Regions from separate parts of the Homo sapiens genome. Here region 2 is linked to region 1. Evidence: read pairs that join two places in POLR2A ChIA-PET (ENCODE). Cell type or tissue: CD4-positive, alpha-beta T cell. All regions are shown on one strand. Links, peaks and the distances in the headings refer to the core of each region. The heading gives the core; the rest is flanking DNA. Region 1 overlaps CCDC88C (coiled-coil domain containing 88C). Region 2 overlaps LOC124903361 (a long non-coding RNA gene).

Region 1 (7,284 bases), core at 2,285-7,284:
ATCATGTTATCCAGGCTGGTCTCGAATTCCTGACCTCAGGTGATCCACCTGCCTCGGCCTCCTAAAGTTCTGGGATTACGGGCATGAGCCACTGTGCCCAGCCCATCTTCACCCTTTTTAATCGGGCAAGGACAATGGACTTTCTCTGCTATAAGAAAAAAAAATCCATGAATCAAGATAGGCTGGGAATAGTGCCAAGGCTTTGACATGCCTAATCTCATCTGGACGGACAAGGGGACCCTGAGCCCATTTCCTTAACAAGGAAGGAGTGGGGTTGAGAGTCAATCCTGGGTTCCAGGTCTGAGTCTAGTAGACCTCTTAATTCAACATTCATTCTACAGATGTGGGGCCTGGAAAACAGCAGCTATTCAGATAAACTTTCATTCAATACACTGCTCCTATCTGAGTATCTTACAAACACTCTTAGATAACAAAAGTTCTTGGCAGTTTCCTGGAAATGGGGGTCTTTAAGACAGTTAAGTTTCAGCACAGCAAACCACACAAATGTGAGCTCCACAAATGTATACAGCTGAGGGGTGCGCTGGATCTATTTTTGACACAGGCAGTGATGTGCACAAGGGAAGAAGTCAGTCCAGGGCGCACATCTCCACTGTTCCTTTGCTACGGGCTTTCTTGGCTTCTCTTCTCCTGGGCCCTTCCAAGCACCGCTCGGTATCTGGCGGGGAACTGAGCTTCCCCCAAATGCCTTCGCAGGTTACAAACAGCACACGCCAGGAACGTGTACGCTTCTTTCGGTGGGCAGAGCTGTCTGAGGTTTGTCCCACTCACGAATCACACTGGGAACCAGGCTGGGAGTTTCTACTTATCCACCATGTGCTCATCTTCCTATGTGGGCCAGAATCCAAGACTCCTGGTGGAGGGGAAGCCACACACTTTCCGGCCAGCGGACACAGCTTTGATCAAAGCCTGGCAGGCGGTGAGGGGCTTGGCCATTAAGTCTCTGGATTCACCTGCGTGCCCTCCTCTCGCTGCCTGTGCCCAGCAGAGACCACATCTACTATGTGGCTGGCCCTGCCCCAGGCAATCCATGTCCTGCCTTACAGTGGCCCTCAGAGGGAGGCAGGGACAGTCCCTTCCTGCAGATGAAAGACCAATTCAGAAAAAATAAGAAATGAGCTCAAAGCCACGAACCTAGTGAGGTACAAAGCTGGGGCCTGACAGGCCGCAGACCCGGTGCTCTCCTCACTGCCCTCGGCTCCCTGAAGCCCACCCTCGAGGGGCTTGTGTGGGTGAGAGGCCCCTGTTGTACTAATAACACAAGCCAGAGCACAATGACGGGCTTCAAAGCAGAAAGAAGGCCCAGCCTTTTCTCTCTGGCTACTGCCCCCACTCTTTTGACCAGCGTTCCAGCAGGGTCCACCGCCAGCACTCCCCAGCATCACTACCCTCAGGCCCTGAGCAACCACCGCACAGGCTGCCTGCTGCTTCACCCTCACAAGCAACTCCTATTCAGCCTTCAAGACCCAGCTGGAGTTGTCCCCTAGGAGAAGTGCTTGAGAATTCACTGTGTCCCACCCAAGTCAGGCTTCTGGGCTCCTAGTGTTCTGGGTCTGCTCTGAGGCCACAGCAGGCCGGCCTGTTCCTCCCCCAGACCAGGAACCTCAGGCAGGACTGTTGTGCTTTTGCTCTTGTGAGCCTCGCGTAAGTGTTCAATAACACTACTTGGCCAAATCATGCCACAAGGAGGGAGGAATCAAAGGCGGCATGTGAGGTGGACCTTAAAGAACTCAGAGACTTCCCGGAATGAATGGAGATGGCCAGGAGTGGGAGATGGCATGGAACAGAAGATTTCTAACTGCTACTCAAACATGCTGTGGTTTTCTGGCCATTTCAACCTCCACTATACATAAGGTAACAGAAACATCTCGAGTGCCCTGCACACTGCACCACCACCTCTGAAATGAGAAGCCAGATCCAGAAGCTGTGTCCAAGCTCCCGAAGCAAGCCCAGGGCTCCCCCGGGCACCTGGCGAGGAGGAGTGGGAAGCCGGATTCCACACCTCTGGGTAGCTGTCCAAGGCCAGAACGCCCCACCGTGGCCCTGACCACAAGTGACCTAGGAGGCTATTTAAAGGCCCGACCCAGCCCAGCAAACAGCTGAGGGGACCACACTCATGAAGTCACAGCCCAGGACTGAGGGCTAGTTCAGGAGGCTCAAGAGCTCACTTCTAATCTGCCACTGCGACTTGGGGCAGTGATTAGGCACGGGAGCTAACGGGCCCCGATTCCCAGGGCTGCTACATACACTCTCAACCCGGATTCCTCCTTTACACGATGGGCCTAAAGACAGGGTGACGCGGAGCTCGGATGATGCGTGTGAAATACTCCATGCGCAGCGCCTGAGACCTACAAACTCGCCAGCCGCCATCACCACCAACTCACACCGACAGAGCACCCCCAGCACTCCCCACGGAGCACCTATCATGTTAACAGAAAAAACTGGCTTCTAGGGTGCCTCCTGACCCCTGAGGAGCACACAGCACCAGAGGGGGTGCGGAATCAAACAAACAGGCAGTCTTCCGCCAGGGAGCTCTGTAGCAACCACGATGCCGTATGGTTCCCTAAGGGGGCCATAGCAGCAGGAGGCTGGCCCAGGGCATCCTCAGTGGGGAGGGTCTGGGTCAGCTGACTCAGGGCAGGCAGACATCCTACCCACCCAGGAAACATCACCCCCGCTCTGAACCCTACCTGCTCATCCAGCTTCATGGACATCCCTTGAACTTCACCGAAGACCTGCCTGTTTTTAAACTTCACCCACTTTGAGAAGCATGGGGGACTTAAACCTTAAACCAAACGGCAGGTCTGTCCTATTCAACGTCTTAGTGTGCTGAACCTCATCACAACTCCTCAGCAGTTATTAAGGAACAAGGGAGACACAAAGTTCCAGGTGGGAACAGAAGACTTCCCTGTGTTCAGGGTGTCCTTAGTAAGTGCCCTGAATCTTGACATTCCCTGATTAAGTATGATGTGACATGTCAGCCCTAACGTGAGCTGCTGGAGGCTGGGGCCCTTCCTCAGGCCTCCACGGCCTCTGAGACAGTGGCAGCCCCTCACCTCTCCTAGGAGTACCCCTCTTGCAGCACTTCCCACACCCCCTTTATTTCTTCCTTCCTGTGAAGGCTGAAGCTCACGTTCATTCACAGGCAAGCATCAAGTCATTCACAGGCAAGCATCAAGGTCTGGAGGCAGACAGTCATTCCCATCCCAGGTCCCCCTGCTTAGCAACTGCCATGCTGGGCAAGTTATTAATTAATCAATTGTCAGTTTCCTCATCTGAAAAGAGGGGAGGAACTGCCAGTGGCTGCTAAACCTGCAGGGCCACCATGAGGCTTCAGTGCATGGATGCAGTTAGGGCCTGACATCATTCCCAGCAGGTGGGGAAAGCTCCACAGATACACAAGGTCGTTACCACTCACTGAAAGACCCGACTGTGCACCTCATTTGGGCCAGACCCTGAGAATGTGAAGGCCCAGTCAGGCAATGTTTTCAGCTCTGCAGGTTTTAAGTCTCTGTCACAACTACTCAACTCCACAGAGGGAGCACAAAAAGAGACAACAAATGGGTGTTAGCTGTGTTCCAACACAACTGTGTTCATAAAAACTCACAGGGGCCGGGTTTGCCCAGGGACTGCCATGTGCTGACCCCTGAGCCACAAGGTGCATGGGGCACAGAGGACCAGGGGTCAGTAAGGCACAGACCCTGTGTTCAAAGAGCTCCCACTCTGGTTGGGAAACAGACAGGAAAGTGCCACGTGATGAGCACTGCCTGCAGTCAGGAGGGGTTTCAAGGAAGCCTGGAGCAGGAGGCTGGGAGACGCAGCCCGCACAGTTCAGCGCCCCACCCCTGACCTGGCCGCAGAGTCGGAAGAGAGAGTGGGGCTGGGCTGAGGAAGCACTTGTGCAAAAGCACCAGGAGTCCTGGGGGAGCTGAAGTGGGGAGTGGCAGACGAGGGTACGGTGTGGGTTTTACCCAGGAGCCATGGAGAGTGGCTGCAAAGGCCTCTGCAGCAGGACAGACAGAGGCAGACTGGCCAGTCCAGACCATTAGGGAGGCACTCCGCAGGCAGACTCTGGAGTAACATGAGCGAGGATGCCAGTGAGGCTGAGCCACACTCTTCAACACCCGCCTCCGGACAAGGACATGCTGGGAGGTGAGAAACAGGCTTACAAACAGGAGGGGCACCTGGACCTGGGACGAGGGGATGGGGAGGAAGACAAAGAACCAAGGTGGCCCTGTGCTCTGGCTTGAGCACCCGAGTGGATGTGACTCCAGACCAGAGACAGGACAGGCAGGTGTGGAGGGAAAGACAATGACTCTGAACACACTGGCCTTGAGATGTCTCTGGATAACCCGGGTACACTGAGGCCTGGAGCGCAAGACAGAGCCTCAGCCAAGGATTAAGATCTGGGACTCGAGGGTCTATGTGTGTGGGCTAAGGGAAGGCGGCAGGGCAGGTGAGCCATCCCTGGAGAAAGCCCAGAGGAGAAGCAGAGGGCAAGGGGTGAATGAGGGCCCTGATACTGAGGGGTGGGCCTGCGATGGGAGAGTGAGTCCAGGAGTGGGGAGAGTGGAAGCTCAGGGAGGAAGTGGTAGGAGGGGCTGGGGCTGAGGAGTGCTTGCCGGATATGTCCATGTCAGGAGCGCCCCTTTACTGGCAAGAGTGGCTTTGGTAAGTGGGGCGGGGGTGGGGGGAGCGGTGCAGGCACGGCAGGTGGCTCCAGACTGGGGGAAATGGGCCCACAGCTGACACTGCTTTCACACAGGTCTGCCTTTGAGCCCAGGGAGAGGCAGCTGGAGAGAATCGGAGGAAAGTGGAAAGGTCTGTTTTAAGTTAAAGATGGGAAAGCCTCAGGGGCCCTAAGACACTGGACTCAAATCAACAAACATGTCCCAAGCACCTTTTCCTCCTGAAGATGACTGAGACCTCTGAGAGCTGCAGGAGATGTTGCCTGGGGCCAGAGGAGGGTGGAGGAGGGCAGAGGAGCTGGGGCCCTGTCTCCAGGCCCCATGGGCAAGGCAGACCAGGCCACAGCAGAGCTCCTGCCCCACCCCGTTCCTGGTCACCATGGTGGGGTGGAGAGTGTGCATGTGCACACGTGTGTGTGCGCGTGCGAGAGAGAGGAGAGAGAAAGACAGACACACATTCTAAGAATGATCATTAGCCCAGTTCCTCACTGGCCGGTGCTGGCCAACAACCCTTTCTGTCCCTCTGGCTGACCCCTCACTGCAGAGATCTATTCCACGGTCCCCACCTCCTTGGGGCAGCTCCCTGTTGGGGAGGCTCCCCACGGACAGGTGCACCCCAGAATAAGCCCATTGCAAACATGCTCCTACATCACAGGATGCCAAGGTCTCAGACATGCCCGAGAGCACCCCCTGCTTTGACAGATGGGGACAAGACTTGCCCAACACCTGGCAAGCTGGGTATAGACTGTGCCCAGCTAGGTCTCTGCCCCTGGGTATACACTGTGCCCAGGTAGGTCTCTGCCTCTGGGTGTAGACTGTGCCCAGCTAGGTCTCTGCCCCTGGGTGTAGACTCTGCCCAGCTAGGTCTCTGCCCCTGGGTGCAGACTCTGCCCAGCTAGGTCTCTGCCCCTGAGTGCAGACTCTGCCCAGCTAGGTCTCTGCCCCTCGGGCTATTTGGGAGCCAGCGCTGCCTAGAGAGCCATAAATCACACAGGAGCAGAGAGAGGCCACATCCACTCCGCTCAGGATGCACACAGCATCTATGCATCTGCCCTTTGCCTGCAGTAGAAACTTTCAGCCAATTTTAAAATACGGGGAAAGAGAACCTTCCAGTTCTCTGCCTTTGTCCTCCTCCCACACAGCCCTGAGGGCAACCCCCATGCCCTGGACAGCACTGAGCAGAACTACTGTTTACAAAGGGAAGTCAGGGACACCCCACGCCCGCCCGCACGCTTCCTCCTGGACCGAGGGACACCTACTCTGCTACTCATTTTGTTTTTTCACCTCTTATGTAAGCTAGGCTAGGAGCAAAAATAGCTGCCAGACTTTTGAAAACAAACCATGTACATTTGTGTTCCATGTTTTTGTAACCAAAATTAATCTGCCCTTGCCCTGAAGCCCGGGTCCTTTATCTTGTCCTCCCACATGGCAGGATGCGCTCTCCCTTCGGTGATGCACACCAATGTGCTTTACGGGTTAGACGGGGCAGCCTGTCTGGGCGGACCTGGCCACCAGTGTCTCCCACTGTACCTGCAAGTGCTGCACCAATTCGAGCTGGCACGAATGCAATAACCTCTCTGCTCTCCTGCCCATCTCACCTAACAGCCCTGTCTCCAATCCCAAGGAGTCGAAAAACTCATGATTCCTCCCCTTCCCTCCTCCCGAGACTGCAAGCCTTGTAACTGCAGAGCAAAGAGTGGTGTGATTACCAAGTGCCTTGTGTGTGCCAGGCTCTGTGTACAAGCAGTCAAGTAAGACAGTCCCACCTGCTGGGGCTCAAGGTCCACACAGAAAGCCTCTGGCCACACTCCACCCACAGACCGGCCCTTGGCTCTGCAAACCCTGCCTTTCCGGAGGGAATCCACGAGTGAAGAGCCTCGGGCGGGGGTCGGGGGTGCGGAAAGAAGCACTCTCTTCATCTGCAACCATATTCCTCCAGCTTGGGAGGAATCCAAGAAGTATAAAGAGAGAGACACACGCAGATGTGTTCATATTTCCATTTGGATGACAGCCACTGACGTATGTGCATCTCTTTTGGCTGTACTATAGGAATACATTAAGTAATTCAATGGAACCTTCTTGCTAATATTTTAATGGTATAGATCTGCTAATGAATTCTCTTCGAAACATATACTTACTGTACCCTGTTGCTTTATGCCTTATTTTAAACCGAGCCTTAAGGGAATATAGTATTTTAACATTAACTCTGCCAACAACTTTATCTAGCAGCCTGTTACCATTTTCGTCGTCTGTGAAATTTATGTCCAAAGAAAGGCAGGATTACATTTTTTCCTAACAGATTGAGTTGGTGTAGTGTGTTCTTGGTTATCAAAATACTCATACAGCTTTGGGATTTCGAATTGGTAAATATTCATGATGTGTGAAAAAGCATGACATATACTGCATGCTCTCAACCATGTAAAACGATGCTGTGTGCACACACAGGACACGGAAGGACACGGCAAACTGTAAACTGCTTGCGATTCTGGAGGACTTTGTTCTTCGCTTGCCTTTTTCAGTTTCCTATAACGCACATATTAGTTTTTTAAAAGTAAAGGTTATTTTTTTAAGGGGGGCA
Region 2 (7,284 bases), core at 1,279-6,278, 120 kb after region 1:
TCTTGGCTCACTGCAATCTCCTCTGCCTCCTGAGCTCAAGTGATCCTCCCACCTCAGCCTTTTGAGTAGCTGGGACCAATAGGTTCATGCCACCATGTCCAGCTAATTTTTTTTTTTTGAGATGGAGTCTCACTCTGTTGCCCAGGCTGGAGTGCAATGGCACGATCTCAGCTCACTGCAACCTCCGCCTTCTAGGTTCAAGTGATTCTCCTGCCTCAGCCTCCAGAGTAGCTGGGATTACAGGCATGCACCACTACGCTTGGCTACTAATTTTTTAAAATATTTTTTGTAGAGAAGGGGTTTCGCCATGTTGGCCAGGCTGGTCTGGAACTCCTGGGCTTAAGCCATCCACCCTCCTTGGACTCCCAAAGTGCTGGCATCACAGGGATGAGCCACTGCACCCAGCTACTTTTTCCTTTCTAATCTGATGCTTTTCATTTAATTGTTTTACCTAAATTGGCTAATACCTGCAGTACAATGTTGAAGAGGCAAGAGACACTTCTTGTTTCTGATTTTAGGTGGAAAACATCTAGTCTTTCACCATTATCATGTTAACTCTAGATTTTTCTTAGATGCTCTTTATCTGGTTGAGTTTGTGTAGTGTTTTTATCATGAAATGGTGTTGAATTTTGTCAAATGCTTTTTCTGCATTTATTGAGATAATCATGTGGTTTTGTATTTTAATCTTTTGATATGGCTTATTACATTAATTGATTTAAAGATGTTAAACCAACCATGCATTCCTAGGATAAATCCCACTTGGTCATGGTATATAATTCTTTGTTGCTGGATTCAGTGTCCTAGTATTTAGTTGAGAATTTTTGCAACCATATCCAGAGATACTTTGTAGCTTCCTCTTCTTGTGATATCTTTGTCTGGATTTTGTTATTAGGGTAATACTGATCTCACAGAATGACTTGGGAAGTGATCCCTCCTCTTCTGTTTTTTGGAAGTTTGTGAAGAATTGGTAAAATTCAGTAATGAAGCCATCTGGACTCCAGGGTTTTCTTGTGTGTGGGGATAGTCTTTTGGATTACTAATTCAATCTTTTCACTTGTTATAGATCTCTTCAAATAGTGTTTCTTCTTGAGTTTCAGAAGTTTGTCTCTAAGAATGTGTCCATTTCATCTGAGTTATCTAATTACTGGCATACAATTATTCATACTACCAACCTTCAAGGTTGGTAGTAATGTCCCAACCAAGTGTCTTTTATTTCTGACGTTAATAATCTGAGTCCTTTTTTTTCTTGGTCAAGCTACTGCTTCTGTGAACAAGCAGGAGTGTGTTTTTTCCCTCCACTCCAAATGAAATCTATCCTGCTTAGTAGAACTACCCAGCTGGTTGAGCTGAGGGATTGGGAGTGGGGAAGTAAGGCGGCTTCGGGGGATGGGAGTAGCCCCAGGCCAAAATTCTAGATAGACTCCCACTGTTCTTACCCAAGATTATTATTTTTTGAGACAGGGTCTCACTCTGTCACCCAAGTGGGAGTGCAGTGGCATGATTACAGCTTGTTGCAGCTTTGACTCCCTGGGCTGAGGTCATCCTCCTACTTCAACCTCCGGAGTATCTGGAACTACAGGGATGTGCCACCATGCCCAGCTAATGTTTGCATTTTTTGTAGAGGTGGGGTTTCACCATGTTGGCCAGGCTGGTCTCGAACTCCTGAGCTCAAGTGAGCTGCCTGCCTTGGCCTCCCCAAGTGCTGGGATTACAGGTGTGAGCCACTGCACCTGGCCCACCAAGATTGTTTTCTTAATTTGTTATATGTCTTTGGTTGATTTCTACAGTCCTGAAATGGTTGGTTTTGGCAATTTTGCTGTTTTGTTTTTTGAGACAGGGTCTCTGTCACCCAGGCTGGAGTGCCGTGGTGAGATCATGGCTGTCTGCAGCCTTAAACTCCCCCGCTCAAGTGATCCTCCCACCTCAGCCTCCAGAGTAGCTGGGACTACAGGCACACCATCATGCCTGGCTAATTTTTGTATTTTTTGTAGACAGGGTTTTGCCATGTTGCCCAGGCTGGTCTCAAACTCCTGGGCTCAAGCAATTCTCTTGCCTTGGCCTCCCAAAGTGTTGGGATTACAGGTGTGAGCCACTGTGCCCGGGCAATTTTGCTGTTTTAACGTTGCTGTTTGGGGAGAGATTTGCCAAGTTCCTCACTCAGCCATTTATGGATGTATAATCTTAATCAATATATTAATTCCCACTGCATAGACTATGAATGACTCCTAAAAGTAGATAATTTACAGACTTGTTTGGACTATATTAATATATATTAAATAGCTACTACTTATTGAGTACCTACCATTGGGATAGCTGTTTTATATACACATATATTCCACAGCCCTCATGTTGTTTTGTGGATATTATTCCTATCACAAATGAGAAAACCAAGGCTAAAGGAGCTTGCCTAAGATCTTATTAGCAGAGTAAGAATTTAAACCCAGGCCTTTCTATGCTCTTGCTATTCCATTTTGTCCACTTTTCACTGCTGCCTTACCAGGAAAAGCGTTCTTAGAATCAATTTATCAATCAACATACAAGCATGGAACACATATTGTGGGATTTCCTGAGTGCTGATTTAGCCTCTTTTATTTTGCACCCCAACCCCTATCCCATTCCAGTCTTCCAAAGTAGGCCCTTGAAGGGCTTGAATTGGGGGTTTTGGGTGAAAGGTTTTCACTAATTCTTCATTCTCTACCTTTGTTGAAAGCCACCCTAAACATTCCAAAGGCCAAATATTTCTGGGCTCTTAGTTTTGGAGAGATTTTTACCTCTCACAGTATAAGCCAATCAGAATTATCTTGGAGGTTGGTTAATAAAGTATTATTATTTCCTCACCTTCCTTTAGAGCAGTGATCCCCAACCTTTTTGGCACCAGGGACTGGTTTCATAGAAGACAATTTTTTCACAGACCAGGGTGGGTGGGGGGATGGTTTTGGGATGATTCAAGTGCACTTACATTTATTGTGCACTTTATTTCTACTATTGCATTGTAATATATGAGATAATTATACAGCTCACCATAATGTAGAATGAGTGGGAGCCCCAAGCTTATTTTCCTGCAACCAGACCATCCCATCTGGGGGTGATGGGAGACAGTGACAGATGCCTTGCATGTGCAGTTCACAATAGGGTTTGCGGTCCTGTAAGAATCTAATGCCACTGCTGATCTGACAGGTGGAGCTCAGGTGGTAATGCAAGCAATAGGGAGTGGCTGTAAATATACAGCTTTGCTCGTTTGCCTGCTGCTCACATCTTGCGGTGTGGCCCAGTTCCTAACCATGGACTGCTGCTGGCCTGTGGCCCGGGTATTGAGGAACCAACCAGCTCATACTAGGTCTGGTGATGAAAGTCCTACTTAGGGGTAAAGACCTATGACCAAAATGAACGCTGAGCTGAGGAGTTAGAGGTGCTGGGGCAGAGATGAATAAACCAGGAAAGCTTAAAGAAGCAGGACTGTAGGAATTGTTGATGCAACAAATGTTATGCCAAGGGGGTATTTTGGGCTTTTAGAATTACCCTAAGGTCTCTTTCTAGCTGCAGTTCATTAACAAAAGAAAAAAGAATTACCCTAAGGCTCATGGGTACAAAGGATAGGAAATTTTGTGGTCAAGAATAAGTCAAACTCTTGACTGTTTTAAGAGCATCAGCTGCTTTCCTAGTCTGTACTCTGTGTGCACATTATTCAGTCTTTCCTTCATTTACTCAGATTACCCAAAATCTGCCTGTGGGTTCAGTATCATGCTATATGCTAGGGATACAAAGTTGAAAAGGATATAGCCCCTTCCTTCAAGAAATGAGTGGGGGTATCAGGGGATCACTTTTGAATGTTGAAAGAATTTAAGTTCATCAGCAGTCAAGGCAGAGAAAAGAGCAGTCAAGAAAAGGGGCACAGTGCAGGTAAGGGCAGATCCTTTAGAGCACAGCATGATTGTGTCAAGGACCTAACAAGAAATGTGGTCTGGTCAGAGCTTGGGAAGTTGAGTGCACAAAGGTGGAAACCTAATGAATCCCAGCATTGAAGGGGTAGAGAATGGAGACGTCAAATTTGAGACTGGCCTGGGCAACATAGTGAGATCCCATCTCTTAAAACAAACAAAACCCATGGTGGCACGCACCTGTAGTCCCAGCTACTAGAGTCCTGGCTATTAGAGAGGCTGAGGCAGGAGGATTGCTTGAGGCCAGTTCAAGGCTGTAATGAGTGATGATTGTGCCACTGCACTCCAGCCTTGGCAACAGAGCGAGACCCTGTCTCTTATCACCACCACTCTGGGCAACACAGTGAAAACCAGTCTTTACAAAAAAATACAAAAATCAGCCAGGCGTGGTGTCACATAACTAGTTCCAGCTACTCGGGAGGCTGAGACAAGAGGATTGCTTGAACCCAGGAGGTCAAGGCTGCAGTGAGCTGTGCTCGCCCCACTGCACTCCAGCCTGGGCAACAGAGGCCCCATCTCCAAAAAAAAAAAAAAAAAAAAAAAAAAAAAAAAAAAAAGTTAAAACACATGTGTAGAAACCAAGACAAAGATATCAAAAAAAACAGTGGTTGGTAGCTAATGCTGCCTCAGCGTCAAATAATAGAGAACGAAAAAGGATCCAATAAACCTGCAGGTAGGATGTTACTTATACCAGAGCACTTTCTTTGAAATGGTAGGAGGCAGAGGAAATAAACAAAAGCCCATCTGGCCTCATGTTGAAGTAACCACTATTTCCTCTGAGTACATGGAAGAAGAACCTTTTATCCAGGAGACTGAAAAGGGTCAAGGAACGTTGTGTCTCCAACAAGAACTATTTGAAGAAATGAGACATTTGACTCCAGCGTTAACATACTCAGCTGAAAACAGGATCTCTACAGTTTTCTTTCAGATTCATCGTTCTACAAAGCCAAAATAAGATATTAAGGCTGAAGAAATAAAAACTGAAATTAGCATTGGGAATCACAATATACTGATGACTCTCATTTCCTCATATGCTCTCAAAGCCCCAGTGTAATGGTAAATAGTCCATACATAAAAATGTCTATAATCTTTCTTGAAATAACATTGTCAGAAAAAGTTAATATAATCTGAATAAAAGAATTTTGAGGGCCTAATTTTTCCTCCAAAAAGAACTCTGACAATGCTGTTTTAGCAGTTATTTATGGTTAAATACCAGAAATCTGACAACCTGAAAAAATTTCCACTTAAAATCTTCCAGTTTAAACTTGTTGCCATTCTAATCTTGCAGCCTTTACAATGACCAATTGTTAATTAAGAACAAATAGTAGGGAATGTTTTCCCCTGCTCCATGCCTCCCCTGCATTTCCAAATTCAAAAAGATTGACTTGCAAATTGGAGTTCTGGGAAAAATTAGATGCAAGATCTGAGTATAATTGGGCAGAAAAAAAAGACACATCATTCTATTAAAAAGATGTCAAGGTGTTTCCTGCAATAATTATAAATCTTTTTCAGAAACTGTTGAGTTCACTCTGGGAGGTGAAAATGTTTTCATTTTAAACACTGCAAAATGACCGAAAGAACCAATTGGTATCGTTAAGGTGGGAAATAATTTTTAACTACATTCGTGTCAGTTACCAAGATAGTATCTTTGATTAAGGGTTTGGACTTTTGGTCAGGCATGATGGCTCACACCTGTAATCACAGCACTTTGGGAGGCCAAGGCAGGAGGACCACTTGAGACCAGGACAACATAGGGAGATCCCGTCTCTACAAAAAATAACCAATTAGCTAGGCATGGTGGTGTCCCTTTGGTCCCAGCTACTTGAGAGGCTGAGGGAGGAGGATCAGTTGAGTCTGGGAGGTCAAGACTGCAGTGAGCCATGGTCATACCACTGCACTCCAGACTGGGTGACAGAGTGAAACAAAGTATGGACTTTTGAGTCAATGGAACTGTGTGTAGTGTTGTATTTCTAGCAATTTCTAACAGTATTCCTTCATAAGATGACAAGCTGTTTCTAACCTCATTTCTCCTGTTTTAGGAACACTTGTGTCAGGTTTCTATTTCAGTAACCATAATCACTAATAACTAAGGGAACACAAAAGTCCATCAATGAGAAGTCATCTCTTAACTGTGGAAGGCCAGCAGTTAATATACTGGACCACAAAATGAAATCAAGTGATGCAAGTTCTTCCCTCAATCTAAGAACCTGCAGAATACCAAGACAAGTGTTTCAAGAATCATCCAGAAAGGTCAGTTTTAAACTATATGTTTAAAGCAGAAACATTACTTGGCATGGGGCTTTCTAGGTAAAAAAGGAAGACATAATATAATTGGCTTAGATCCTAAGAGTTTTTCTTCTCTTTATTTGCAAGATAAGTTGATTAACTTCAATTATTAATAGCCAAAACTTGTGCCTCCTAATTAGATCTATACTCTAGTGAGATATAATCTCATAATTAAGCACCCAAAGTTTTTGTTGTTAAAAAAAATTATCAGCCAATAATAAAACTTTTAATGACTGTAGCAAGTTGACACTTTCTGGTTTTCTATCCAACTATGCAGTATAGTCTTGTTTTTGGTACCACCATTGTAATTTACTGAGGAATAAACAAGACAAGACAGAGAAGCACACAGCGCTTGCTAGATACTCTTAAAGTATATGATACTTAAAATAGCATCCTTTCCTGGATATGAAGTTTTATTCACATTTGAAAATATATTCTTAAGTTCTAAACTCTTCACTTTAAAAAGTGAGGGTAAGTAGAATTATTTTCATTTTCCTTGAAATAATTTGATCACATCTAAGACAACAAAAAGAACCTATTTAAAAATACTGTTTTAATAAGGTGACAGGTGATGGTCCTCTGGCCAGGTATTTATTTAGAAACCACCACTTACAAGTCAAACTGGTATTCCAAAGGGAGTAGTTAAAAACAAAAACAAGAAACATACAACTAATACAATTTCTCTTACTCTTCACTTTTCTTTTTATTATTCAAAAGTCAAATGTTTTTAAATCATCCATCCTCAATTTTGATTTAATGTACCGTCATTTCCCCAAGAAAAGAAATTTCAGAATCTCTTTGGAATACTAATTTCATGTTTCTAGATTTAACAAAACTGTTGAAGTTTTAAATTCCATTCTATTTCCCTGAATTCTCAAGACAGTTGCTGATGTAAATTTTAATATAAAATATTTAGTCACAAAATAGTATTGCTTTTGTATGCACATAGTTGTAAGATTACTTTGCTTTTGTCAATAAAAACTATACCATCTTTCATAAAACTCTAAACAAATTAAGAACTGTGATGTAGAACAAAAATTACACATGGTAAAACAGGTAC

What was found. ChIA-PET counts read pairs that join two places held together with the same protein. Peaks named below come from ENCODE experiments on the same cell type or tissue, not always from the same donor. Only the 100,000 strongest peaks of a DNase experiment are listed, where the experiment ranks them.
Region 2: POLR2A ChIA-PET joins it to region 1 with 5 read pairs; 5 of 35 experiments call an interaction of 5 or more read pairs at or near these places.

Annotation. Positions count from the first base shown.
Region 1 is chr14:91,326,410-91,333,693 of GRCh38, forward strand. All of the region lies in intron 10 of CCDC88C (coiled-coil domain containing 88C), which reads right to left. Among named protein-coding and RNA genes, the nearest start is that of GPR68, 85 kb to the left of the region's middle. RefSeq lists an enhancer at 4,927-5,056. In CD4-positive, alpha-beta T cell, for the core only: no CTCF peak of the experiment used is centred there; a DNase peak (open chromatin) is centred at 4,682; H3K27ac peaks cover 4,128 bases.
Region 2 is chr14:91,450,709-91,457,992 of GRCh38, forward strand. LOC124903361 (a long non-coding RNA gene) reads left to right here. Exons shown (of 2, transcript XR_007064305.1): 2 at 5,978-6,462. It overlaps PPP4R3A (protein phosphatase 4 regulatory subunit 3A), which reads right to left. Exons shown (of 15, transcript NM_001366432.2): 15 at 6,800-7,284. Among named protein-coding and RNA genes, the nearest start is that of CCDC88C-DT, 36 kb to the left of the region's middle. In CD4-positive, alpha-beta T cell, for the core only: no CTCF peak of the experiment used is centred there; no DNase peak of the experiment used is centred there.